Regions from separate parts of the Mus musculus genome. Here region 1 is linked to region 2. Evidence: chromatin loops called from intact Hi-C (ENCODE). Cell type or tissue: heart. All regions are shown on one strand.

Region 1 (2,500 bases), 260 kb after region 2:
TTTTGTGGAGGGTGCAGCTCCGCCACAGGTGATGGAACAACCTGGTGGTCTGAGTTATTGAACAGAGAGGAGCAGGGGCGGGCTCTGGAACTAGAGGCCAGAAACGCTGTCTCACTGTCCTATATGCTCAGGACAGGATGCCCTGACAGAGGGTTACCAGCTCAATGTCCCCAGTACCAAGCCTGAGAAGCCCTGCAAGGAGGTGCCAGGGGGGCTCTTCAATGGCTGAGGTGGCTCCCACACAAATGGCTAATTTTTATGGAATGTGGGCAGACAAGACAATACAAACTGCTAGTGCATAAAAGTCTTAAGAAGTCAGGGCTGGGGCATGGGATTACATGCTCCTGTAATCCTAGCACTGAGGGCGAGAATGGCAGTCAGCCTCACTGCATCTGTGAGCCCCAGGTTCAGTGCAGGACCTTCTCTGAAAATATATGGAGGAAAGAGGAAGAAGATGTCTGATGTCAGCCTCTGGCTTCTACACGCATGTACGTCTGTCACGCACATACACAGACATGTAAACAAATAAGAAGGGAAATCAGGACGGGCTACAGAACATATCATCAAGTGAGACGGTTTAGAACCTGTGTGTGTTCTCCCACTGAAGCGCAGTCGGTTTTTTCCAATGTTGAATTTGGATAACGCCTAGCAGCTCCCAGAAGAGGACGCGTATGTGCTCTCCCTTGGTGGGGGCCAGTGACAGAAGGGGACACAGGAAAGGCATAAATGTGGCCTCAACAAAGCCATGCTGACTTTGATGGATCACGCAAACCTCTACTGGGCTGGCCCAGAGAGGAGAATGGAGCCCGCTCCAGCCAGCCTGTGCCCGCAGTCACCCTTCCTGGACCAATCACCAATCTGCACCTTGGATGGCACACTGAGCGCTTGGTGTTTAGTTCCAAGTCAAGTGGGTTCCCATTTCTGCAATCCTCCCCCCAGCACTCCACAGCCACACGCAAGACCAGAACTGACAGAGATGCCCCACTTGGCAAATGGGGAGGCTTTGGCAGAGGGGCCTAAGGTCTTCTACGTCAGCTTAGAAAGAAGGGCGTACGGAGGCTGTGCTCCACACCTGCGGAGGTAGGGACAGCAAAGGTCTATGCACTACTAAGTATTAAGCTCTATAAACAGCTCGGTTTCCAAAAAACAAGATTTGCCACAGAGACAGAAATGGCTATCTCTGGCAGATAGTGGCGTCAGGTGGACACCTGCAGGTTGTAGCAAATGCCAGCCAGGAGCAAGCAGAGCCCGGAAGGCACAGTTGCCTGAGCTCTCCAGTGCTCCATTACCGCTGGGCGACATCGATGTGGGCTTCTGGCTCCCTCTGCTGGCGACAGGGGGCGGGTGCTCGAGGCAGAGTCTATAGCTGTGGGCCACTGGCTCCTTTAGTTGGAAGGTAAACTAGGACTCCTGACCCGTCTGTACTAGTCAGATGGATAAGCCTTGTTCTTCAGGCTAGTGCGCAGTGAGGAACCCCAGGAAGATAACAGAAAGCTGGCCAGGCCTCCCGGCAAGATGGCTGCTCTGCTCCCACCCACCTGCCCTGCCCTTCAACACGGAGCCCCAGCAGTTTCAGCAAGGGTCGCATGTGCCCGTTCCACACACCATCCCAGAGTGACTGTTACCTTTATTGAAGAACATGGAAGCCATCTGTCCCATTTCCACCCGGTCTGTGATTTCAAAAAGGTTGGCAGATGAGCGTCTCTCTGTGGGGCCGGAACAAACATGGTTGTTCACCAGAAGAGCCCTGAGGGGGCTGCTTGAACTCTGGGAATTCTCTAGAGCAACTGTATCAGCAAGCTGCTGCTTCTCCCCTCAAGCCCGATTGAGTCCTCGCGCTTGCCAGTCAGCTAGGCCATCTTTACTGAGATGCACGTCCCAGCAGGACTAATCTTCCTTCTAGTATGTCTTGCTTCAAGCATTTGAAGTCTTTTTGATTTCTTTAGTTCTTTTGTGTGTATGGTACTGGGGATAAAGTCTGAGCTCAGGGCACACTGGGGAAGTGTATCACCAGCAAGCTTCACCTCACCAGCCCCAAGTCTAAAGAGAATCCAGGCACGCTTCTCATGGGGACAGACAGTGCCCCTAACTCTGGCCAGCACAGGACGAGACAGTGAGGTAAGGGTGTGTGTGTTTCGGGTGGGGGTGGGAGTGTGAGAGATGAAGCCAGAGACTCGGGCAGATGGATGTAGGCAAACCCTGATTATTTCAGTAACTGTACAAGGGCGGGAACTGAGGCCCAGAGCTTAGGTAATGTGCCAATCTATACACAGGGGACAGGCAAAGCCAGCAGAGGATGCTCTGCTCAGGATCCCTACTCCACAGGCCTTCTAAACTGACACTTCAGAGGCCGTCTGCAGGGAAACTCCCCGGGAACCGCTCTACAAAGACAGGGAGCCCCACTGACCAGCAGCCCAAGACTTACGCACAGACAGGATGGGGCGTTTCTCTGCCCTCTCGTAGTTGTCTTGGCTGAGGAGGTCACTGTCTGAGGCTGTGG
Region 2 (2,500 bases):
ATCAGTGAAGAAGACACCGATGCAGGTGGGGAAGCCCAGGGTGAGGGCCTGCGTCACCAGGGAGGATAGGAGGACCACCCAGGCCCATCTGCCATCTGCTTGTTCCAGGGCCCGGGCCATTCTCAGTTACTGGTATTGCCACAGCCTTACTGGTCCTTTGTGACCGCAGCCTGGAAGGGAAGAGAATGCCCCTTGTGGTTGGCAGGCTGCCAGCCCTCCTCTGGCCCACCTGCCGCACCACCTGGGTGACTGAAACAGCTTCTTCCTTATGCTCCAGCCCTAAGTATCAAGGAGGGGCACCGCCCCCTGGGAGGTGACAAGAAGCTTTCACAGTGGCCTTGGCGTTTCCTTTACCCCAATTTCCAGGGACAGCCTGGCTGGAGGTGGCAGGGGTGGGGCAGGCAGTGACCAATGGTACAGGTAGGGCAGCAGAATTCTCTCTAGGGATTACGTCATCTGACGAGCACCTTCGAAACCATTTGATAACTATTCCAGGAGGATCAGACCGTGGGCGGGTAAAATGCTGGTGTCTCCCAAAGTGGACATGGACCTGTCTCCAAACTTCCATTATGAGCTGCCCATGTACCAGCACCAACTTTCCTACCACCGGGAGATCAACCTGAGCTCACCACCAGCGAGCAAGCTGGCACAGGAGGCACAGATGCCAGCTCAGCAAGGACAGCCGAGCTGCAGGCTTGCAGAGAGAAGCCTTTGAAACCACCTTACCACACTCCCTTTACAAGGTGTGGAAGATCAAGAGTGGGGCTCCACAGCTGTGCTGAATCTTGTTGCCTGCAAGGGGCTTTTTCTGAGTATACACACACACACACACACACTTACACAGGTACAGAGACAGGCATGGATACATGTACAGTCCCACAGTCACTCCAGGACACACACACACACACACTATTTACCCCCCAACCCCCACCCCAATCACACAAAATATATGCAGATACAGTCAGGCCTATCTCAGTTCGATACCATCACCCAGGCCCCATACCTAGCCTCATGCAGAACCCCCAGCAGTTTTAAGCCCGCCCCCTCTCTCCCCTCCCCCGCCCTGCCCAGTGACATTCCTTTTCTGACTCCCCTGTTCCCAGGTATCCTCAGTCCCTTCAAACTCTGGGTGGTGGGCAGTCTGTGAGTGGAAAGAGACTTTGTCTTGGTTTAAAGCAATAGACTGTATCAGCTGCTGTTCCCACAAGGCCCCCTCTCTACCTTTTTGTTTTTGGAATCTGGGAACTTCAGATGCCCTTAGAAATAGGAAACTCTCTCTCTCTGTTCCTCTGTTCCCTTTGCTCTCTATTCACTCCATTTCCCCCCCTCTCTTTCTCTCTCTCTCTCTCTCTCTCTCTCTCTCTCTCTCTCTCTCTCTCTTTCTTTCTTTCTTTCTTTCTTTCTTTCTTTCAGATTTACTTATATGTAAGCACACTGTAGCTGTCTTCAGACATCCCAGAAGGGGGCATCAGATCTCATTAGGGATGGTCGCCCGCCCGGGTATAGGATTCTTGTTCACTCCCGCTCGTCTTCCCCTCAGCCTCCTGTAGCACTGGGGCACCAGCTGGCCCCAGAATTTTAAAACGGAGAAGTGGACCAGGCCCTGTTCTGAGCTCTGCGTTCTGCATAACACCCAACTTTGGAGTACAGATGCTCAGGTGGGGTCTGGAGATGAGATACAGTTCAGGGGGGCAGCATGTGCCATGCAATGTGAGGCTCTGGGCACAGTCACCAGCACCCCATACGATTTTTAAAACACGCTGAGCTGGGATGATTCAGCACCCTGGTCAGAGCTTGCGGCTGTGTGTGCCCTTGGTTTTGGTCTCTTATTAAAATTTATTTTCATTTTAAATGTATGGGCTGTTTTGCTTATGGGTGTGTCTGCACACCACGTATGCCTCCTGCCCATGAAGACTGGAAGATTGTGTCAGAACCCTTGGAACTAGAGTTCCAGCAGGTTGTATGGCATCATATGAAGTCTGGAAATTGAACCTGGCTTCTCTAAAAGAGCAGCTAGTGCTCATAACTGCTAAGACATAACTCCAGGCCTCTTTCTTTTCTTTTCTTTCTTTTTTTCTTCCTTTTTTTTTTCCTTTTGAGACAGAACCTGCTATGTATCCCTCATTGGTCTGGAACTTGCTTTGAAGACCAAGGAGGCCTCAAACTCTCAGAGATTCATTTGCCTCTGTGTCCCGAGTGCTGGGATTAAAGGTGTGCATCGCTATGCCTGGTTTTGTTATTAAATAATTAGTTAATTAATTAAAATAATGTAAAGGGAGAAGAGGAGGGAGAGGAGACAGGAAGAGGGAAAAGAAGAGGAGGAAGGGGAGGGGGAGGAGGAGAAAGGAAGGAAGGGAGGGAGTGAGAGTGAGAGAGAGAGACAGAGAGAGAGTGAGAGAGCCTGTCTTTCTGTCTCCTGTTGGTTGCTGACTCAATACCTGATTGCCGCAATAACCACTCAGTACATAGTCTTGCTGAATTGGCTATATGCTGTGACTCT

What was found. A loop is a pair of places that touch in the nucleus more often than their neighbours do. Peaks named below come from ENCODE experiments on the same cell type or tissue, not always from the same donor. Only the 100,000 strongest peaks of a DNase experiment are listed, where the experiment ranks them.
Region 1: it touches region 2 in a loop (2.1-fold over the local background); 2 of 42 quality-filtered maps call a loop at or near these places.

What each region holds. Positions count from the first base shown.
Region 1 is chr11:115,201,338-115,203,837 of GRCm38, reverse strand. It overlaps Tmem104 (transmembrane protein 104), which reads right to left. Exons shown (of 10, transcript NM_001033393.2): 5 at 2,426-2,500; 6 at 1,626-1,706. Among named protein-coding and RNA genes, the nearest start is that of Tmem104, 15 kb to the right of the region's middle. In heart, no CTCF peak of the experiment used is centred here; a DNase peak (open chromatin) is centred at 1,397.
Region 2 is chr11:115,460,229-115,462,728 of GRCm38, reverse strand. It overlaps Slc16a5 (solute carrier family 16 (monocarboxylic acid transporters), member 5), which reads right to left and starts at 256. Exons shown (of 4, transcript NM_001080934.1): 1 at 1-256. The coding sequence starts at 120. Gm11695 (a long non-coding RNA gene) reads left to right here. Exons shown (of 4, transcript XR_001780362.2): 3 at 1-25; 4 at 496-819. In heart, a CTCF peak has its summit at 1,486 (motif pointing right); no DNase peak of the experiment used is centred here; H3K27me3 peaks cover 501 bases.